3 separate regions of the Homo sapiens genome follow, and all the other regions are linked to region 1. The links are chromatin loops, found by intact Hi-C in ENCODE. Cell type or tissue: PC-3. All regions are shown on one strand.

Region 1 (8,000 bases):
CGAAAACCAGCTCCCTTGCCTTGGGCCATAATGAACTCCAAGGAGTAACTTATACTCCTGAGTCTCCTTCTAGGATAAAATTAAAGCTACCTTCCCCAGAACTTTGCCTGAAATTGCCCCCTTGCTTTGCTTCTTCCACTCCCCTCATTTCTGTACTGGCTTTTCCTGGGAACTTGCACATGAATCTTCACTTCAGGTTATGTTTCTGAAGAACCCAACCTCAGGTAAATGTGTGTGAATAACCTAAACTGGTTCATCATAGGAAGGAATCTGGAGAAACAGGAATCTGGAGTTGAATTCCTCTATGGTCAGATGGTATCATGACCTCATCATTGGCGGTAAGTGAACTGTTTATGCACTGTGCTATGCTGGAGCTAGAGCAGTGAGATTACCAAAATTTTCATCCATCACAAATTGGAATGTTTCTGGGTGGAAGGAAATAAATTGTTATACGCAATACCTCCTATACTGGACAGAGAAGGTGGATGTTGTAATTATAAGTATTGTCATATTGTTAGTTATTGTTGGATGTAACTGATGCACTGAAGAAGGAAAATGAAAGCCCCAAAACAGACAAATACTGACTCAAGGTACAATTAGCAGTGCTTAAAGAGAAACTCATTTCCTATGGCTACAGCATTGACTATGTTGAAGATCAGACCTAGGACATAATGACAAGTATCAGTACTTTACAGGAAGAGAATCAGCACTTTATAGGAAGCTGGATTTGTCATCTCAGCAAGTGTCCATCAGATAGGGAAGGATATCTGACTGGACTTGTAGTAGGCTTAAAAATGGCTCTTCAAAAGATGTTCACACCCTAATCCTTGGAACCCGTGAATGTTACTTTATATGGCAATAATAATAATAAAAGGGATTTTTGCAGATGCGATTAATTTAAAGATCTTGAGATGGAGAGATTATCCAGGATTACCTGGTTGGGTCTTAAATGAATCCCTATAAAAAGGAGGGAGATTGCTCATACATAGAGGAAAAAGTAATATAAAGATGGAGCAGAGAAAGATTTGAAGACTTTGGCCTTGAAGATTGGAGTTATTAGTAATTTAAAGTCTGTCATGATAATTATGTATTTCTCCTTATTTATCTCACTTTTCACTTTATAATTTTGAAAACTGTTATTGAAAAATACATAGAATTCTGATACATTACTATTGGATCATTCCCATTACCATTATGGTATGTCTTATGTTTAATTATCTTCAGCAATATTTCTTTTTTAAAATCTAGTGTTCCTGAGGTTAATATGGCCCCCCCAGCTTTTAGTTTGTAATTACATGGTATATCAATTTCCATCCTTCTTTCAAACCTTGTACATCCTTTTATTTAATGTTTGTCTCTTTCAAGTAGCAGCACTTTTTCATTAAATCTAATGCAATAATTTAATCTTTTTCTTGGAGAGTTTAGTCCATTTATAGTTAATATAATTACTGATATGGGTGGTTTTAATCTACCACTATATAACTTTTTGTATTTGGTCCATCTGTATGCTGTTCTATCTTCTTTGACTGCTGCTTTCTTTTGAATAGATTGGATAATTTTATCATTCATTCTTATCAAGTTCTACAAGTAACTTGTTAGAAATCCATATTTTAACTACTCTTTAATTGTTACACTAGAGACTATAATATTCATCTTTAACCCATTACACTCTAATTCTGATACTAGTGCAATAATCTAAACTTTATACTGCATTTATCACCTTTTACCTATGTTGTTTGGTAATCATCCTTCATTTTAATCATCCATACAATTTAAAGTTAACTAAATTTTAAAATTTTTAGTTATATTTTAATTATTTGGGTAAATTTTCTCCTGCCTGATGAAATCTTCCCTTTTATCTTTTTCTTATAGTGGAAGTCTGCTGAGATAAACTTTCTCAGCCTTTGTCTGAAAAATCTTTATTTTACCTTATTTTTAAAGAATATATTCACTAAGTATAACAATACTTTTCTAGTAGTTGTTTTCCTTCAGCTCTGTTAAGATCCCATTCGTTTGCCTTCTTGCTTTGAGAGTTTTTATGGAGAAGTCATATGTCACTCTCACTCTTGCCCTTTCAATGTACTGTGTTTTTGCTTTCCCTCAGGCTGATTTTGGTCTTTTTTCTTTGTCTTTGTTTTTCAGCAGTATTACTATGATGTGACTTGGTGTAGATTCACTTGTATTTATTTTGTTGGCAATTTGTTTCACTTCTCAAATATATATGTTAATCATTAATTTTTCTTTTCTTTTTTTTTTTTTTTTTTTTTCTGAGACAGAGTCTCCTCTGTCGCCCTGGCTGAAGTGCAATAGTAGGATCTCTGCTCACTGCAACCTCTGCCCCCCAGGTTGAAGTTATTAAGTTATTCTCCTACCTCAGCCTCCTGAGTAGCTGGGATTACAGATGCCCGCCACCATGCTCAGCTAATATTTTGTACTTTTAGTAGAGATGGGGTTTCACCATATTGGCCAGGCTTGTCTTGAACTCCTGACTTCAGGTGATCCACTTGCCTCGGCTTCCCAAAGTGTTGGGATTACAGGCGTGAGCCCCTGCACCCGGGCCTACAAAATTTTTGTGTTATGTCTCTTCAAATATTAATTTTGATCCATTGGCTTATTTTTTTTTTCTTTCTGGGACTGCAACAGTGCATAGATTAAACATTGTAAGCATGTTCTATTTGTGTCTTACACTCTATTCTGTTTCATCCATCTCTTAACATTCTCTGATTTGTTTGGGACATTTTATATTGAGCCATCTTCTAATTCACTTGTGTGTGTGTGTGTGTGTGTGTGTGTGTGTGTGTGTGTATGTATGTGTGTGTGTGCAGAAAAATGTATTCATATATATTGGCATCTTGAATGAGTGATTTCACTGATTATTACTTAAGGAAAGTAAGGCTGAGGCCGGGTGCGATGGCTCATGCTGGTAATCCCAGAACTTTGGGAGGCCGAGGCAGGTCTCCAGACCTGAGGTCTGGAGTTCAAGACCAGCCTGACCAATATGGTGACATTCTGTCTCTACTAAAAATACAAAAATTAGCCAGGTGTGGTGGCGGGCACCAGTAATGCCAGCTACTTGGGAGGCTGAGGCAGGGGAATCACTTGAACCCGGGAGGCAGAGGTTGCAGTGAGCCATGATTGTGCCATTGCACTCCAGCCTTTGTGACAGAGCAAGACTCTGTCTAAAAAAAAAAGAAAAAAAAAAAAGAAAGAAAGAAAGAAAAATAAGGCTGAAAAAAATGACAGGGTATTATATATTTATGGTTAGGTTTCTAAATAGTTTCATTTGGGGTTTAAAATTCTGTCAGTTGTAAGTGATAATTTTGATGGTATAAACCATATTAATGCAGATTCTTTATAGATTATTTATATACCACCAAAAATAAAGAATGTTGAAAGTATAATAAAATAATATGGTCTTCAGAAGATAAAAGGAAAATTATATTGAAAGCATGTTCTTTGGCAACAGAGATACTTATTTTAGGCTCACAATATTTAATTACCAGCAACTTGAATGTGATCTATTGCTAACATTTTATTCTGCAGATTCAGCTTTTTATTTACTTATTTGCATGATTTGTGTCATTTCTCTAGCCTATTAATAGTGTGTTTAATACTTAAAGAAAAGTCATTATCAGTTTATGTAATTCTCATTAACCTCCCATATGAGACAAATGAAAAAATAACAGATATTTAAAAGTGCATACAAAGAGAAGTTTAGAGGGAGAGATAATACTGAGTGGGCGTGATTGAATTAGGACGCGTTCTACTGATTTCTAGAAGCAGCAGCTCATATTAGTCATCTGTCCCTGCTTTAGTCATAATCCAGCTGCAAGTCATACGCCAGTCAGATGGATAACCTAAGCTGGCAGGAATGTGGAAAGCCATACCCTTTTCTCATATTAGTTTCACAAGATGCAGTTTTAAGGATTTGCAGGAATATTAGGCTGTGTGAGAAGGCCATTAATCTGTCATCTCTATACATCTCTGAGCATCTCAAGATCTTTTTCAATTAAAATCAGATGACTTTGTAAACAAAGTTACTACAGTTGTGTGAAAGCCTGGAAGTCATTGAATAATGAGCACTTCCTCTTCGCTTTGCAAGATGCTTTTGATCAGCCGGATGCTAACCCCAGCACTTCATACTTATGCTCATGAACAGAGTATTGTTCATATTTTCAAGTGTGCTCCATAATCAGATGTGTTGTTTTTCTCCCAGTAATAATTCTTTCCTACTCGTTCACCATATAAATTGAAATGCACATGCTCTTTGGTTTAAACAGTCTTTTAATCTCCACGAAGCATTCTTTGTTAGTTTTGTTTTTCTCCATCTCCCTATGTAAGCAAAGTAATTGTGTTGCTTGTGAGAAAGCAACTATTATTTTATCTAAGATATAAATATATCACTCAGCAGTAGGCCCATGGCTTCTGCATAGCAGAATAGGCAGTGCAAATAGAATAGTCAGTGTTCTTGCTAGAGTATATTTTTCCGCGATGTAGCTCAGCCTAAGAGAAACAGACATAATTAAATATTTGAATGTAATAGCATTGTCCCTGAACACAAAAGAGTAAGCAGAGAAAGTTTTTTTTGTTATAAATGCCATGCCAATAATATCCAAGCATATGGTAATAAATCGTTGAACACTATTGTAAATGTTATGTTAGTAGTCACGTTGTTACCTAGGATAATTTCCCGTGGATTCAAAGTCTCTGTTATGTTAAAATGAAAAATGATTATGGTCATTAGGATAACATTTTTGGTATTCATTCAGCTTTATTCGAGTGGCCAACTCTGCCCCTTTCTCTCCTTAGTAGTTTCCTCTCCAGGAATGGAACATTGAAGAGAGGAAAGAATCATAGACTTTGTTTGTATCCTGCCAACCCTCAACAGAACAGACTGCAATAGGGGAGGAATGGACGTAACCACTAACAGTAAATAACTCTTCTCCAGGAAGCATTTCCAAAGAAGTCCATCACACCTTTGTTCTTGGCAAACATCCTCACTTTTCTGGTTTGCTTTGAAAAGCAACAGGCAGCATGTACACAACAAACGTCACCCAGGAAATAGGCAAGCAGTAAGTGTCATGGATTCCTCTATTTGCTCAGTTCTTACAGAAAATCTTATACATGGACTAGCAAACTGCACAAGGACATTATTTGTCTTGCCCAAACCCTGCAGTTGGTGTTGTCTTTCTTCTCCTGGTGCAGGCCGATGTCCTAGTCCACCCATACAGCTTTTTCTCCTCCATGAGTCCTGTTCTGTTTCTACTAGTACTTCCTGAGCCATATTGTGTCCCTTACTACTGGTGAGCTCTAGCTAAATTATGGATCCCATGACAACAACATGGGCTAACTACAGCCTTTTTACATATTTAAAGACAGAGTCTAAGGAAGAACAAAAACAACTTTTTACAATGAGATTCATAACTAAAGATGCATTTCAATGACTTCTCCTGCCTCTACCACCACAAATACGGCAGATTTAGTGCCTTAGTTACATCATAATTGCTCAGGAAAAAGCAGACTGACATTTCAACTGCTTGTTAGCTACAACTATAGAGACTTGAACTTTGTTTTTCTATATAAAGGGCTACATTCACTATCTGTTTTAATTCTCAATTTAATTTGAGCTGGAATCACATATGATGTCAAATAAAGAAGGTCAGGTGTGGTGGCTCACGCCTATAATCCCAGCACTTTGGGAGTCTGAGGTGGGTGAATCACCTGAGATCAGGTGTTCGAGACAAGCCTGGGCAACATGGTGAAACCCTGTCTCTACTAAAAGTACAAAAATTAGATGGGTGTGGTGGCTCATGCCTGCAGTCCCAGCTACTCAGAAGGCTAAGACAGGAGAATTGCTCAAACCTGGAAGGTGGAGGTTGCAGTGAGCCAAGATCGTGCCACTGTACTCCAGCCTGGGCAACAGAGCAAGACTCTGTCTCACAAAAAAAAAAAAAAAAAAAAAAAAGCAAAAATGATCCAGGAAGAGCAACAAAGAATTTGATTTATAGTCCTGGGTTTAATTTCCCAGTAAAATAGTACAAGCTATTTTATGATGGCATACTTGGAAAGCCATGAACCTAGACACAGGTACACTGTATAAACTCAGTGTGACCTTGCCAAAAGACGCCAAAATGGAAAGTAAAGAGGTTCGGACTAGTGAACCTCACTTGTACAAGAGATGAGAATAGCCAAATACATAGGATCTAACAAATAAACTAGAATTAGAGAATCTTGTTTGAAAAGAAAATAAATCTTGGGGCCCCAAAATCACTAAGCTAAAGGGAAAATCAAGCTAGGAACTGTTTAGGGCAAACCTGCCTCATATTCTATACAAAGTCGCCCCTCTGCTCACTGAGATAAATGCATATCTGATTGCCTTCTTTGGAGAGGCTAATCAGAAACTCAAAATAATGCAACCATTTGTCTCTTTTCTACCGATGACCTGGAAGCCCCCTCCCCACTTCAAGTTGTCCCTCCTTTGCTTCAAGATGGAACCAATGTTCATATTACATATGTTGATTGATGTCTCATGTCTCCCGAAAATGTATAAAATCAAACTGTGCTCTGACCACCTAGGGGAAATGTCGTCAGGACCTTCTGAGGCTGTGTCATGTGTGCATGTCCTCACTTTGTCAAAATAAACTTTCTAAATTAACTGAGACCTCCCTCAGATATTTGGGGTTCACACCAGCTTTTCTTTGTTCTGACTTTTAACTGTATTGTTTTTGGGCAGGGCAATTTATACATTTCCTATGGGGTCTCCATACTACTGTATTTCTTGTAGTATGGTTAAAGGTACTTGAAATAACTTCAACATGGAAAATGGAATCTTGACACCTATGAGTAAAATAAATGCAGGCACCTTTTGTCTGTGAGTTTCAATGAGCAGATGAGAAGGGATTCTCTAGCCCATGGAGAATAAGGGTTAGAGTATCAGCCTATGAGAGTCAAGTGGGGAGTCAAGAACTTTGTGTTTCCAGGTGGCCAGCAACACTTCCCCTTTCTCCTCTTCTCCAAAGGAGTTTTGGGTTAGTCTTACCTGGTTAGGAGAGGGATAGCAATTTTGTCAAGCAGTTCTGATAGCTGTAATAGCAAAAGGACAGAATACGGTGATTACCTATTACCTCAGGTTGCCCTGGAGAGGAGATTCAAGGACTGTCTCTTTTATGAATCATATTTGAGTAGCTCTGGGTATTATTGAGAATGGCCTTGCATTAACTACTCAAGGGACTTATGTATAAGTAACAACCAACCACTTTAATGATAGCATCTTGAACAGGTGACACTCTTACATTTTAAATACGTTTTGCACTTAATCTAAACTGATTATAAAATCACATCATTATGTTTATATATTTAGGCTACAGATTTCAGCTCATTTCAGAAATAATCGGGTTAAAAAGAGAGAACTTTTGATAGAAGTGAAAAAGGACATTTTGGGGTGTGGTTCTCATGCACCTAAAGGCGATTTTGGGGAGATCATCCTACCAAAATGGAAATTTGGAAAAGGAAAGAAGAAAGCTCACATATTAATATTTTGAAACATTAGTATTGTACAGATTTCCAAGGGCAGAGAATATGATTTGTCTGCATACCTCTAGATGGAAAGTTCAATACTCAATAGAAGTAATTAAATAACTGGAATCACAAATAAAGGAAGACGACACTCACGCCATGGAAGGAGATTTTCCTTTCTTTCTTGGCCTTCCTACTTTAACTTCTGCCTTCCCTTTGTACAACGGAAAATCTCTCATCCCGTACCCTTCCATCCTACCCCAGACCTAAATGTGCCTTACCTTTTGAGAAGATCTGTCAGAGGTGTTCTATTCAAGAACAACTCCATCTTGAATAGAAGCTGGGCAACATAATGCTGAGACCTACTGGGTTGCATTCCCAGATGGTTAAGGCATTCTAAGTCACAGGATGAGATAGGAGGTTGGCACAAGATACAGGTCATAAAGACCTTGCTGATAAAACATTGCGGTAAAGAAGCTGGCTAA
Region 2 (8,000 bases), 100 kb after region 1:
CTGGGGAGCTAATAGGTTTGGGTTTTTTGTGGTCCACCTTCAGCTTTTAGCTAGCCCTGAACATCTGTGCCACATAGGATTCTCTCTTGAAGCTCTGTCCCTCCAAGAGCAATAGATTCCATTTACTATGTAATAAAAGCTTGGAAGGTTAGTGGTGAGAGGCTGAAGAGGTCTGTGTGTTATTGTCCAACCACAATCTTAAATGAGCTACATGTGTCTGGGTCTTAGAATTAGGGAATTTTTGGAATTCTTGCTGCTTTTCCCTAAGGCAGGCAAATCTTGTTTTGTATCTATGGTGGAGCTTTTCTGAAAGAGTTTTCTATTTCTCCCCAGTAGGAGAGCTCAAACTGTCTTTCTGAGGTGAGAGGGGTTCTTTATCCTACCTTTTCCTCAGCAGCAATACCTATTTTTCCCCTGTATATGACATGGTTTTATGCCCCTCACTTAGTTCCATATGAGAGAATACAACGTGCAAGGGGTGGGGTTTCATGCTTTTCCTGAAATACAGACTGGTCCCTCCTGTATCTATCAGGGTTCAAACAGAGAAATAGAACCACAAATACATAAATCCAGATTCATTACAGGAATGTGACCTTAATCCATTGTGGGAGATTTTGTCTTTGCATCAAATGCTGGAGCTGGAAATCTATCAGCCAAGCAGTTGGGAAGGGAAGACGGATGAAAAGTAGAGAGATCAAGAACATGTTGGAATCCCAACCACAGTCCAGAGTCTCAATAGGATAAACTAAAACCCTGTCCATTTTTGTTGCTTTTGAACTTGATGATTTGAGTGTCCTACAGAAGCTGGGCCATTCTTCCCAAAGCTAAGTACACACCTAGCCCAGGGTCAGAGAAGCTGAAGGATGCAGGGAAAAATAAGGAAACTTCCTGCTGCAAAGGTAAATTAGCCTAATAATAATGTGGGTGAGCTGCAAAACGACTGCTGACTTTCTTCCTCTCTCTTAGTCTCCTAATAATACCTCTTGCCACCCTCTTTAACTGGAAACAGTAACAGTAATTCAAGGAAATGTAATTTACTCTGGCCAAGGTGATACAATATAAAGCCTCCACATCCTCTTCTACTTCTGCACCTCTCTGATCTCCCACCTTACCTTTAGTCTTATTATGTGTACTCAGTGTCGTTTCTCAGGGTCATAAAAAAGAGTCTGGAAGTAAGTATAAACAACACTTGTGTTAGGAAATCCCAGGAATTCTATACTGCCATGCTAGCTCACACTGGCTTTGTGATTCTGTAACTCATATAGGTTTCTCTCTTTATGAGGTTGAGAGTGGTACTGTTTCAAAATTCCTATAAGCTAGACAGAAGCAGAATATCCAGTCTCCAGATACTGTCTCACTAGTTCCCAAATTCAACTGTTTTGGATATGGTGTCAAATTATTTAAAATATATTTTCTTCTCCTTTTTATGTCTCCCATGTAGGGGCTCCCTGAGTATCTTTTCTATTGGATACAAATTTGGGTTTGAAACACTTATCAAGTGGTGTAAGATTTAAACCTGCCTATTTTTAAATAAAGAATCTTGTCATATATAAGAGGGTGTGGTAAAGACTTGAATTAACGACAGTTCAACAATTCCTATAAGGAAAAACACGGATGGTAGTTTAAGTTGAATACAAATTCAACTGATGTGACTGTGAAAATAAATCAATGTTTGTTCCAGTCACCTCAACAGAAGAATATTGTCAGGAATAGATATTGACAATGGGGAATGAGTTAAAGAACAAGTAAACAGGAGGTCTAAAAACAATGCCTTAGGAAAAATAATTATGGTAATTAAGAATATTATACTTGGAGAAAAAGAGGCTTGGGAGAATCTCAAATTTATGACGCTTGTCATAAGGAAGACAATCTGTTCCGTCTAACCCCATGGGAGAGAAAAATGACTAAAGGATAGTATTTACAATGAGGTGAATGTTGATTCAGTATCAGAACTAAAAATATCAATTAAAATAGGCTAACTTGTGAAATAGTGCAATACCACTGGAAATGTTCCGGCAAAATTTGAATGCTTCCGGCTTCAGTTATTCAGCCTGGAGTAGGATAGCAGCTTAATAGATATTTATGTGAGAATCACCTGGAAAATGTTTTAGAAATACACAAACCTGAATCCTTAATAAGAGATACTGATTTAAATAAGTCTAGGGAGGCTACCAAAAACTGTATCTTAAAATTTGTGAAGAGATTCTGACAGCCTTTCCATGAGAATCTCTGGAATGTGGAGCTAGGAGAAATAGATAAGAAACGGGTTTGTGGTTCTAAAATCTGCCTTCACAATAGGATAAATGAGAAAGTTAATCAAATATACTGTCAGGGCTTTATATCCCAGAGATTCTGATTTAACAGAGGTAGAATTGGGCTTGGGCATCAATATATTATTATTATTATTATTTTTGAGATGGAGTTTTGCTCTTGTTGCCCAGGCTGGAGTGCAATGGCACGATCTCAGATCTCTGCAACCTCCACCTCCCAGATTCAAGTGATTCTTCTGCCCTAGCCTCCTAAGTAGCTGGGATTACAGGCACCTGCCACCATGCTCGGCTAAATTTTTTGTATTTTTAGTAGAGACGGGGTTTCACCATGTTGGTCAGGCTGGTCCCAAACTTCTGACCTCAGGTAATCCACCCGTCTCAGCCTCCCAAAGTGCTAGGATTACAGGCATGACCAACCATGCCTGGTGGGCATCAGTATTTTTTAAAATCTTTCTAGATGAATCTAAAATACTGCCAAGGTCAAGAATCAGCAGACCAAATGATCTCCAGGACCAAATAAAACTCTCTATTTCAAGTATCTTTTAAGTAGACTGAATTTTTGTCTTTAAAATCCAGAGATATAATATAACTGCATTCGAGTCAACACATTCTTCTTCTGAGGTTGGTAAGCATAAAGGTAAATCAATAAAACCATCTTGCTTTGACCCATTTTCTGCAGTTGTCCTTTTCCAAAATTGCTCTTCCATTTACTTAGCTGAGTAACAATTACTGCCCCAATTCGTCCAATTCTGTAACTCTTAGTGGCTGCTCTAATCCTGACTTTCTTTTATCCCTGTGATCTTCAGCCATGTGCTTTCTTGTTTTATATATTCTTTTGAAGCATACTGTTTATCTGGTTGAATGTACCAATAGTAACAGCATTCTTTGTGGCTGAGTCATTAACCACTAAGCATTTCCAAACTTTCATTTATGTGTCAGTCATAAACCCTTTTATCTTGAGCAAACAGAGATACTTCTAGAAGATACACTTCATGATGACATATTTCTCATCTACAATAAAGACCCACAAGTGGATTTCTAATTTTTACCCAAATTCCGAACATTTCAACTGTCACTTACAAGTCGCTAATGATCTACCATCCCACTTATTGTCTGTAGTTACCTCTTGCTACTTTTCCCATCATTTACTCTACTCCAGGTCCATGGGCATTCTTGCAGTTCCTCTTGCTTACCCAGAACACTCTTCCTCTCTAAAGTCTTTGCTCATGTGGTTCTTTCTGCCCGATTCATATTTATTGAAGAAGTATATAACACTCTTTAACACTCTTCTCTCTAACTGTATGTGACCCAGTTAGCGATGCCTTCCCTGAGCAATCTATGTAAAACATAATTCTCTTCTCTCTATCCCTCTTACTCTCTGTATTTTCCTTCATAGCACTCATGACTTATACTGTAACTTTAATTAATTAATTTATTTCTCTCTATCATCTTCTAACTAGTAGATAAGCTCCAATGGAGGCCGGGATTCAGTAGGTTTTGATTACTGGTTAATCCCCAATGCTCATATCAGTGCCTTACACATGGTAAATGCTCAGTAAATATTTTTGGGATGAATGAATAAGTGAGAGAATGAATAATGAAAAAGTTTCAGTCTGGGAGTTTATGATTTGCCAGTCCATCTAGGACTAGTATTTGAGCTAGGTCTGGGTGTTCAGGACTCCTCCTTTCCTCTGTACCAACGTCACTGGTGGCTGAGAGAAGAGTCAGTATGAGGAGGAGTAAAGGGATTTGAAAGTTAGAGTAGAGCTTTAGATTTTCAATATTTTAGTAATGGTTGTGAAGCTGTGTACTAGTTAATTTAACTCATAATGGAATACACAAGAGAGTCATAGTGGAAAAATATGGAGGCATGCAAAACTACAAGTAATAGGAGACATAATTTTCAGACCACGCACCACAAAGGTGCATGCTGTGTGGTGCTAAACTTTCAAGGTAGAATATTATGTTGGTTTTCACAAAGTATTTCCCTAAAGCAATAAACATAGTAATTCAATTATCTGTTCCGTTTAATTACTGGGTAATATGCTTAACTGATATACTATAATTCCAGTCCTGTTAAATGTAACAAATCTCTGGTGTAAAATAATTTTAACAATCAACATAAAAATAGTGAGCACATTAGTGTTATTTTATATTCTGCATAGACCTTTCAGTTTAGCTGAACCTATAATTAAAACTTATATTACAAATATGAATGGTTTGTATACATAAGTGGTTTGCATTAAAACAGCTACCCTTACAAATACATTGTAAAGATACATTTATCAGGTAAATGAACTTGACTTGAAGTTTCTCTGGAGAACACAATTCAAATAAAAATGTTTGAGCCAGTGTGTCTCTGTTTACGGATTAACATTGCTACTGTACATGTAATGTATTTACCAATGCTAGTTAACCCTTGTTAGTTTCTAGCATCTCTCCTAATTCTTTTCATAACCCTTTGTTAAAAGCATTGGCCTTAGTCAAATGCTTTCCCATTCTCTATATTATAAAGTCATATATCAACTCTTATAAAACTCTGTATAAATTTGAATTTCTTGTTTTGACTCATTACCAAATTTTGTTTCAATTAGACTTATATAAAACATTATATACATAAAGACAATTGACATGGACAAATAAATATATAATGAAATATCCCTGAATATATCTAAGCCAAGCATACTTTAAATGCAATGCAGCGGTGTAGATAAAAAAGTAGAACTATGTCGGACCTTACTTTGTGAACTAAACTTAAAATCATTTTTGTATTAAGTAAGTCAAGCACATTAATATTTATTAATATGAGTTATATGCTTGGTCTCAATTCTGTCATATTTTAAAATCATCATTATTATACTTAAAAAAAGAAAAGAAAGAGGAAGAGGAAGAAGAAGAGGAGGACATTGAAAATGTGAATTCCCATTATACATTGGAGCAAAGGTGAGAAGATGATAAATTACAATACAATATCCAGTGCAAAGAGATACAGATATATACATATCATATTGACAAAGGGGTGGAAATGAGTCAGTTGGAGGGCATGGAAACTACAAAACCTGTTTTAAGTCCTATTGCAACTTTAATTTTTCTAAGCTTCAGTCTCTTCATCTGTAAAATGGCATTAATAATATTTGTGCTACATGCATCACCAGGTTATTTTTAGAGTTCAGTAGGAATTGAATAATGAAAGGCTTTATGGCTATAAATCATGAGAAGGCTACTGAATTAGCTGTTTGATATTCTCTTGCTCAGAATTCATCTCAACTTAACCAGTCCTTCAATCGGCACAGGGAATCAAATTTTACAAAAGATGGACTGTGTCATGGCAACACATATGGCTTGAATCATGATCTTGTCGTCCCTCAAGATGCATGACTGTTCCCTGCATTCACATTTCAAACTGCAGCCAGTCTCAAGCCATCTATGTCTCTCCTGTATACATCAGATACTTTTCTTCAAATCATTTTCTAAGCCTATTTTCAGAGTCTTCAAGAAGATACCTAATGCCCTACAAATTGCATGCATTAGTTTATTTTAAGTTAATACAGCTTATTTTTGAGAAAATTTATAGGTCTACAGAAAAATGGAGCAGAAAGCACAAAATTTTTATAACCTCCCACCCCACGACATACACACAGTTTCCCCTACTATTGATATATTGCATTACTGTGGTGCATTTGTTATAAGTGATTAAGCAATATTGATACATTTTATTAAATAAGTTCTATAGTTTTCATTAGAAGTCACTAGTGATGTACATTCTATGGGTTTTGACAAATGTATAATGACATGTATCCACCCTTATAATACCACAGAGAATAATTTCACTCTCCCTCTAATGCTCTGTGTTCCACCTATTTATTTCTGCCTCCTTCTCTCCCTGTACCCCCACACACCAGGCAATCACTTTTTTATTTTATTTTTTTACTGTCTCTATACAGTTTTCTCTTTCCCAGAATATCACATAGTTACAATCATATAGTATGTAGAGCTTTCACATTGCCTTCTTTCACTTGGTAATAGACACTTACGTTTTATCTATGTCCTTCTATGGCTTGATAACTCCTTTCTCTTTAGTGCTAAATAATAGTCCATTGCCTGTATATATAACAGGCTATTTATTCATTCACTTATTGAAAGACAGCTTGGTTGCTTCCATTTTTTTGGCAATTATAAATACAGCTGCTATAAATGTTCATATGCAGGTCACTGTGTGGGCATAAATTTTAAGTCATTTGGGTAAATATCACAGAGTGAATTGCTGGATCATGTGGTAAAACTCTGTTTAGCTTTGTAAGAAACTGCCAAACTGTCTTCCAAAGCAGCTGTACTATTTTGCAATCACCAGCAATGAGTAGAATTTCCTTTCGCGCTTCCTTCTTGTCAGTATTTGGTGTTGTCAGTGTTCTGAATTTAAGTCATTTTAATAGGTGTGTAGAGGTGTCTCGTTGTTTGAATTTTCAGTTTCCTAATGGCATATAATGTGGAACATCTATTTATCTTTGTTTTGCTTGCCATCTGCTTATCTTCTTTGATGAGATGTCTCTTCAGATCTTTTGCCCATTTATTTATTGGGTTGTTTGCTTACTATTGTTGAATTTTAAGACTTCTTTGTACATTTTGGATAATAGTCCTTTTTCAGGTATGTGTTTTGCAAATATTTTCTCTCATCCTGTGGCTTCTTTTTTTAAATCTCTCAATTCATTGACTTGTCACTCAGGAAAAGCACTAGCCTTTAAGTGAAACATCAAAAGTGAAAAATATATTGAACGTGTCAGGCACTGTGCAAAAAACATAATGGTGAATGAGACAATCCTTTTATTCAAGAAGCTTAGTAAACAAAGAAAGAGATAGAAAAAAAAAGATGATTAATCCATAATGTGTGTTACAACAAGGATGATAAAGAGGGTATATTCAAGGTGCACATAACAGCCCATGGAGAATCAGGCAAGTCTTCCTGGAGGAGGTGCCTTCAGATCTGAAATTTAAAATATGTTTAATAATGGGTAAGGAGTAGACTTTGCAGAAAATGCATGTGTTATGAGGCAAGACATTAAAAAGAGAAACAGCATGGTTTGGAAAGGGTACCACTAGCCTTTTGGTATTTGAGTCAGGGAATGATGAGCAACGAGATTGGAGGGCTGAGATGGAAATAGATAGTGGGGACCCTCATATTCCCAATTAGAGAGATTGATCTGCATCCAAGAGGTGTCTTGGAGTATTTAGAGAAAATTAAACACTAAGTAAAATTGTGAATTCTCCTATCAAGAAAGAAAGGCAGAGAGAATAAAGCATAGATCATCCCTTCCTCTGTTTATGTTGCTATGCAAGAAAGCCTAAATCTGGGTAATTTATAACGAAAAGAGGTTTATTTGGCTCATGATTCTGCTGACTATACAGGAACCACGGCACCAGCACCTGCTTCTGATGAGGGTCTCCGACTGCTTCTGTTCATGGCACAAGGTGAAGGACAGCCAGTGTGTAAAGAGCACATGGCAAGAGAGAGGAAAAGTGGGGATCCACCCCCACGACCCAAACACCTTTCACCAGGACCCATCTCCAACTTTGGGGAACAAATTTTAATGTGAGATTTGGTGGAGACAAATGTTCAAACCATACCAGATAACTCACAACATCTGCCACTATGCTTCTGTTAAGGAAAAAGGTAAGATTAAAAAAAATAGTTTGTGTCTTAAGGAATATGTGTAAGTTCACCAGCAAAGCATG
Region 3 (8,000 bases), 150 kb after region 1:
GGATCCCTTAAAGCCAAAAACTATTATTAATAAGTAGATACAATTACAATATCCAGCTTAGGAAAATAACACAAGCAATTTGAGAATAACATTTTTTAATACACAATAAAATTAAACTTTATTGGCAAACAATCTTAAATAGAGTAAAAGTCGGGATCTGGTTTCTCTGAGCTACGAATATTACTTGTAAATTTCACCACTAAGCCCTGAAGAAATATGAAAGGAAAGTGCATACATGAGCTAGGAGTAGTTAATGGCCAAATATGTTTTAAAAATCATATACAATTTATCTCTCTCTCAAGTAGGCTTGCAGCAAAAGTATATATTTAACTTTTTAACCCCATGTACTCCAAACTTATTTGACTGTGGAATCTTTTATTCCAGGAACATCTATTAATACCTCGGAGAATAGCATTCTCTTTAAAGAAAACAATTTTAGGAAATTCAATAACATTGCATAGTTACAACTATTTCCCAAAACAACTTATAGATGCAGGTTAATGCAGCTCTATTCATGATCTAAAGAATTTTTGGTGGTAGAATGGGGTGTTATTTCAACTTCAATTAATCTGTTTATATGTTGCCTGTAGTGAACATAAATAATTTTATCAGGGAAAAAAAATACATTTTACATTCTAGTTAAGACCTGTAAATTCATGATTGGAGGCAATGTCTCTGGTCCCAACACAAAATGACTATGAAATGAAATTACTGTGAAAATGTGTCTTATGAAGTACAATAAGAAAAAAGTTAAAAGCACATAGCCTCATTCAAAAAGAAAAAAATTATCTGTAGGGAGTAGAACTGAGAGGAGAACCAGGGTAAAGTTTATGGCCTCCAGGAGGAATTGGCCTGGGATTGGTTTCAGGACCAAGTCAAGGATTAAAATCATTACATGTGAAGAGGGAAACAGAGCAGATAGAGTGGAGTTGGGCTCCTTCAAAAAAGACGATCTCTAGGAATTAGGGCAAAGCACATTAAAGCACACATGAAAAACTGCTTCACACTCATTTATTTTGGCAAAAAGCAGAAAACAAACAAAAAAAGTCAAATCAGGCAATTTGAGCTACTAGTAAAGAGAACTTTTCTATGCTGCTGGTGATGGTTTCGATAGCTAATGTTTATTGTATACTTAATGTGTTGCAGACACTCTTCTAACTACTGTATATAAATATTTAGTCTCTACTGCAACCCAGGAAAATGGATAATATTGTTGTGTTTATTTGATGAATTAGAAAACTAGGTAGCCGAGGAATATTTTGCCAAGGTCATACAGCTGGTTGCCAGGGAATCTGACTCCAGAATCCATGTCCAGAAACAACCTACTGCAAGCCCTGAGAACATAAAATGGTACTATTACTTTGGAAAGCAGAATGGAAAACTACAGTAAAAGGGAAGAGGTATACACCTGAAAACCACACATTTCCACTTTTGGATATCATTCCTATTCTACATAGAGTCAGAGAGGCGAATACAAAAAGAATCCTTGCAATATTATTTATATTAATAGTAGACACACATAGTATTTATTTTGCCTAAGAACAATTGTTATATTTATTGGCCATATTATTCTCTACAACAATCCCTATAAGGGAGTTTCTATTAATATCTCCACTTTAAAAATGAAGAGGCACAAAGATTTATGTTTATAATAGCAAGATAGTTGAAACTACCTCAATGCTCATTAATAAGAAAGCAGAGTTTTAAAGCCTAATATATATATGTAAGGAAAGCTTTAATCCGCCATACAATGAATAGTCTATACCTAAATGTAAAAATCTAAAAATATAAACTTTCTAAAGCTTATTGATTCTAATATATTTTAAAAGCATGAAAACTTAAGATAAATATTTTACATGTACTTAGAAGATTCCCTTTAAGTTGAGAGGGAAAAAAATGGAGTGGAAATTGTTCACTAATGACTGCCAGTATCTATATTGATTCAAGTTTTAAACAATATAAGCTCTAAAGTTAATATGGACAAATATTAAATTTTTTTAAAGCTGAGTGGTGAGTATACTACTGTTTGTTATATAATTTTCTATATTTTACATATGATTATTATATTTTATACTAAAATGTGTGACAGTAAATTGAAATTGTTTTCGTCATGTATTAATCAACCTGACATTAACTTTATTAATTTCATTAATACTGACTTGCACAATTAGACAAGTTATCATGAAAAAATAGCTAATAATATTTATCATTTATTGGAAGTGTATTTTCTGAAGCCCTACAAGTTTTTATATTCTTTATTCATTTAACTATTTTTAAAATTGCTTTAAATAGATGTAAATGTTGCTGAAATTGCTTGCTAAAGACAAAACTATTAATGGATTGAGCTGGGACTAATACAAAAGTTAGTCTGTTACCTACTTCCATGGAGCTGTGCTACATCTGTAAGGACGTAGTTACCAGTACTAACTACAGAGCTCCCAGAGTCATTAAAAGGAGATGTGTCTGGCCTCAGTAACCTTCTTGTCTGGACATAAGCCCAATGCAACTAACTGAATCATCTGGATATGGGTCCAATGCCAAAAACTCTTTAATCACATAGTCCCCACGATTATTGTATCTTCACCTCTCTTTGTGAGATCTGGATTATGCCTAGAGGTTTAGAGTTGGCAGAAAGACAATGTGCACTGGAAATAGAAAAAGTTCAGGGTAGTTAATGAGAAGAAAGGAGTTCATATGAGTCAGTTTCAGCAGAACAAATTTCTGAAACAGTCCTTAAAAGTATGTAGAATTGTTGTAACAAACGACATCACCTATGAATAATATGTTACTTTTAATTATATTAAAGTTTATTTCAGCTTAGATAGTTGTTTTTTTATTCTGAATAGAATTACTCCTAATATTAATAAATTCAAAATCTCAATATTTTTCTTTTAATTCATTTTTACCAATACGAAGCTATAGCTTTTAAAACTGTTGCTAATAAATGATGTTTTACATATTATGTTCATAATTCTGATGACATTGAGAATGAAAAATCTAGTCCTACAATTCAACATCCAGTGTTCCACAAAACACAAGGAATGTGATAGGACTTTCACAGTGGCTTCATATTGCCGATTACATCTACATATTGACTTCAACAAACTGAGACCTTTAATTCTTACCTTCCTCTATGTTGAACATTTTCAAAAAATTATAAAGCCACCATTGTGATTAAATTTAACTTTGTGTCATGTTTAGTTTCTTTAACTCATCTGTCATCAATTTTCTCATAGACAAAATATAGTGTAGAATATCTTCAAAGCTAATTTAATATATAAATTTGTACCTTTTTAAAATTATATGTGATAATATAATATATATTTGCAATCCTTACATATACAACATTCCCATAAATTTTTTCTCATAATTTTCACTCCAAATCAATATCCTGATAACTATATTACTGTCCTTTGTTCTTGTGGTCTATTGATGTGTAACAAAAAGGGGTTTATAAGGAAAAAGGAACTTATATTTTGCATGTACAGATTAGTCAAATGAAGGATCAGAGAACATCTTTAGAAAAAAAAGATATGAAAGTTGTAGAAATTATCAAGGCAGGTTAGAAAATGGAAAGGCTGGAGCAACTAGAGATAAACATTGCTCATTTCATAAGTTTGCCTATATGCCTACATATCACTCATGGAAATTGAGCTCCTATAAATGAATCTACCAGTTATTTCTGAATTAACATATTAGAACCCAACACTAATTTCACTTTGAATCAGCTATACCCTAGAGTTGAAACCTGCTAGATCTAAAGTCCTTTCAAATGCTAAGAGAAATGCATCATTAAAAGGCTGTGGGAAAAAGAGATCAGCTTAGCTGTCATTTCCTGTGGCATTAACTTGGAAAACAGCTCATTTCCATATACCTTTTCAGGCCCTGTAGATATTTTAGATACTTAATTTTAATGCATGCTAAATCATTGCACCCTGCAATAAAATTTTCTCATTTTACATCGGCAAAGACTTTAAAAGAAAAAAAAAAACAGAGCATCAAACTGGCATTTTTCCCCCAGGAAAATATTTAAATTCAGTTTTCAATTAGGCAGATAATTGTACATTTGAATGAGGGAACGCTTTATCAGTAAACTTCTTTTAGACTGAGGCTGGATGGGCTCTGTGTATACCTATCCCACTACATCTCATTTTGTCTCTCTGGCACTGATGATAATGTAGTAAAGAACATGAACTGTTTACCTTCAGCTCAAATAATGAGTCAATGGGTCTGCCAGATGAATACCAATAGCATTATTCATTATCTTGTGACAGTTACATTTTTGAAATATCTCATAGCTTTGTTGGTCTATATCTACTAATTCTTCAAGGGCAATTTCCCAACCTTCAAGAAAGAGTGCACAGAGCAACACTGATTCTGGAAAAATAAGACAGATGTTATTTGCATAATTTAGCCATGAATTTCTGAGTACCTACTGGTTACTCAGATTTTTCCTAAGGGATATGTAAATTATATTTATCATACTCAAGAGTAGTCCTTTCTCTTTTGATTTGATAAGGGGAAGCAGACTCTGCCTCCCATAGGGAAGAGTAGCTTCTTTTAAGGAGCACTGCCATTTTCTCCCATATGGGTTCTCTTATTTTATCAGGTAGATTTGGTGAAGCAATGGTGGAGTATACATTCTATGATGGTACTTTTCAATTATCCCTATGGAAGATGGCTAGTCCAATAGTTGGATCTCTGAATTTAAAATATGAGGTACTTAGGAATTTCTATTCTTAGCTTTGGGTCTTAGCATCAATTGTAAAACAACAGAAAAATCTCACTCAGGACACAATATCTATTTACATGAGAATGAGTAAAGATATAGGTATGGAGAAGGAAGGAAGAGAAATCAAAAGAATTGGTATTTGATAGTTCTCGTGTCTGTGGGAAATAAAGATAAAGTTACACTGGGGAGAAGATAGCTGGTTTGACCTCCGAAATCATTGTTTGTATAACTATTGGGAAATGGAAAATGAATGACATGAAAAATTAATACTATGCACTTTAAAGATTTATCTGAGTTGGGAACTTATACTCAAGTGAATCAAATCAGTATATTTATATAATTTTCTTAAACAGCATTTGTTTATTGTACAGGCTTGATTCTTAATTGAAGAGCTGCATAAAAGCTATAGCTGAAGTCCATGGGGACCACGGGAATTGAAGAAACTTGGAGAGTATGTTTTAAATAATTTATCTCTTAGTTAATCTCCTTGAAGCAGGGTATTAGAAAACAAAATTTTGAAAACTAGTTGTTTTGAGAAACTGAACAGATCTCACAGTCAAGGAAAGATTTGTGTGTTAATCCAATGCCATTCAAATTGAAAGAGAAGAGCCGTAGTTGTGAGATAAGCATATGCAGAATTATGAAAAGGGAGTCAAAACCAAGACAAATAGGCTAGCAAATAATAGGGACTAAACGTAGGAAAGTTAGCTTTACTTCTCAGAAGCTACACAATGGTTTCATGAACTGTGTTCAGAAATAGGGAAGGATAAAAAAAAAAAACTGGCTAAAAAAATGGTGTATTGTTCACTATTAGAAATGTTGCCTTTGAGTCATCATGGATCTCCAGGTAGATATGTTCAATGGATATAGGAGTTGTAAGGTTAGGGAAAGATCAGGGTAAAATGTGATAATCTAAGTATTATAAACCAAACGTTTGTGTCCACCCAAAATTCATTTGTTGAAATTCTAATTCCCAAATATAATTATATCAGAAGGCGAGGTATTGGGAAATAATTAGGTAATGAGGGTGGAGCACTCATGAATGAAATTAGGGCCCTTACAAAAGAGACCCTAAGAACTCTTTTACTCTTTTTCTACCATGTGAGGATAAAAGTAGAAGTTGGCGGTCTACAATCCAGAAGAGAGTCCTCATCAGAACTTAACCATGCTGGCACCCGGATTTCAGACTTCCAGTCTCTAGAATTAGGAGAAATAAATTTCTGTTGTGTCTAAGCCACTCAAACCAAGGTACTTTGTTTTAGCAGCCCAAACTGACCAAGACACTGTGCATGTAGACAACAGTTAAACACGTGTGAATAGAGAGATTTTTCAAAGAGAACAAATAAGATGATCAGTGGGTGTGTGAAAGGTGGAATGGCGACTCATAAGGAGGTATAAAGGGGTGGAGGAGGAATAGGAGACCTGGTGGAGACTTGGAAAGGAAGAGTCGAAGAGAAAACAGGAGAATTAAGAGAATGAAGGTACAGATTGGTAATCACATCTAGAACCATTGTGGCATTTTTGAGAATAATTGTATGAGCAGTTTGATTCTAATTCAAATATTTAGCTTAATGTCTCCAGTAAAATTTTCAATTTTACAAATTAACTTTTTCTCTTGTTATATAAATCTTACAAGTAATCATAATTAATGACCAAATATTTAAAATTTTAAAGAAGTATGAACTATACTAGTTTTGTCAATCTAGAATGATCTTATTCAAAGTATTTTAAAAATTAATCATTTTGAATCTAAAATTAGAGATCTAGAGAAAGAGTGAGATAAACATAAAACAGAGAAATTATTCATGGTATAAACAATTTTTTTGACTACTATTGTGGGAACTAATTCCTTTTTCCAAATGAATGTTTGCCTCCAGGCAAGGTAAATAATTTGGAAAGGCAAAAATTCTTTTGTGACTCCATTTATAACCCACATAAAACACATTCTTCTAAAGGTTATATTTTATCTCAGTGACCTACTATCACTTTATAATATATTAAAATATTCTGGTCCTGCCTTTCCTGGTATCACTGTGCTCACTGTTTCCTGGTTCTGCACCTCACACTGATTCCCATGTGATTCCCATCCCTCTGAGACCTGGTGACTTCCTGTATTGGAGTGAATACAAAAACAAAGCAGTTTTGGTCTCTCTGCAGTTTTTCAGGTTCAGACTTTAAAGTGCTCTCTTCATGAGCTATATTTCTATCATTCTAGCTATTTGTTTGGATTTTCTTCTGGCCACGCAGATGTCTGTGATAACAGTACTTACCAATATTAACTCTCCTTCAGTATGTCCTCTGCCCAAATCCCTGCCACAGTTGTGTGAAACTGGCTTGTCCCTCTCCTCTGAGATAGCAGAATTGGGGTTATTTAGACTGTTCTGACCCTTGGAATAGGGAGGAGTAAAGAGATTTACTCTAAGATTAAGTATGGCCTTTAAAAAAATCTTTCTTCAAAGCATTAAGAAAATCCTCTCTGGCTATATTTTGTGTTGAGCTAAAAATTGCCTTAGTAATAAAATCAGCTCACTTAATTCTCCAGATCTTCATGAAGTAGTGCTTTCACTCTTATTATTCCCATTTTAGATGTAGGGACTGAGGCACAAAGACACCCAAGGTCATGGAGTTAGTGAGTAGGAGTCAGGGCACATGACCCGTTTGTTTCCCAGTATGTATGCTGTCTCCTGTACAGCAAGTCTCAACAAGGATTGGAAAGTAGAAAGACTGAGGTGAAGGACAGAGCTTTATGCCAACTTACATGTGGCTGCATAGTACTACACAATGTGCTCACCAGGTTTCTGACAACCTAGCAGAAAGCTAAACCCTTTCCCAGGTCTCTGAGTTCACTGGGCAGACAGAGAGGAATGGACTGTCTTCCTACCTTCTTTCAGATGGCCAACATTTGCTGATACATTTCTTAGAGTAAAGCATGGCAGGCCACCAATGTTTTTTTCCACCCCAAGTGCATTATCTTTAGAATAACTACAAATTTCTTTTAAAATACGACAATCTTTTGACCTTTAGTCTTGATCCTTTATATTGCAACTATTCTATTTTTCTGAGCCATTTTAGATATTTTAGTGCAAGGTTGAAAGAAGGCTGCTTCAAGGTCTCCCAGAGACAGGTTTTCTTTTAGCTGGGAATCTGCCATTAAATGCTCTTGGTGGGATGAGTGACAACATCAGAGCTGTGTTTCTGAGAGATTTATCTGGCAGCAGTTTGTAAGATACATTGCAATGGGGCAACGTGGATTTTACAACTATTATGT

The links. A loop is a pair of places that touch in the nucleus more often than their neighbours do. Peaks named below come from ENCODE experiments on the same cell type or tissue, not always from the same donor. Only the 100,000 strongest peaks of a DNase experiment are listed, where the experiment ranks them.
Region 2: it touches region 1 in a loop (2.1-fold over the local background); 2 of 110 quality-filtered maps call a loop at or near these places.
Region 3: a loop joins it to region 1, with 3.0 times the contacts of the local background. A loop is called at or near these places in 2 of 110 quality-filtered maps.

What each region holds. Positions count from the first base shown.
Region 1 is chr11:104,768,983-104,776,982 of GRCh38, reverse strand. No RefSeq gene overlaps it. Among named protein-coding and RNA genes, the nearest start is that of LINC02552, 160 kb to the right of the region's middle. In PC-3, no CTCF peak of the experiment used is centred here; DNase peaks (open chromatin) are centred at 282, 3,842 and 5,002; H3K27ac peaks cover 1,507 bases.
Region 2 is chr11:104,664,431-104,672,430 of GRCh38, reverse strand. It overlaps LOC105369466 (a long non-coding RNA gene), which reads right to left and starts at 1,295. Exons shown (of 3, transcript XR_947965.3): 1 at 1,113-1,295. In PC-3, no CTCF peak of the experiment used is centred here; a DNase peak (open chromatin) is centred at 3,150; H3K27ac peaks cover 1,123 bases.
Region 3 is chr11:104,619,969-104,627,968 of GRCh38, reverse strand. No RefSeq gene overlaps it. Among named protein-coding and RNA genes, the nearest start is that of LINC02552, 15 kb to the right of the region's middle. In PC-3, no CTCF peak of the experiment used is centred here; a DNase peak (open chromatin) is centred at 4,238; H3K4me3 peaks cover 502 bases; H3K27ac peaks cover 1,217 bases.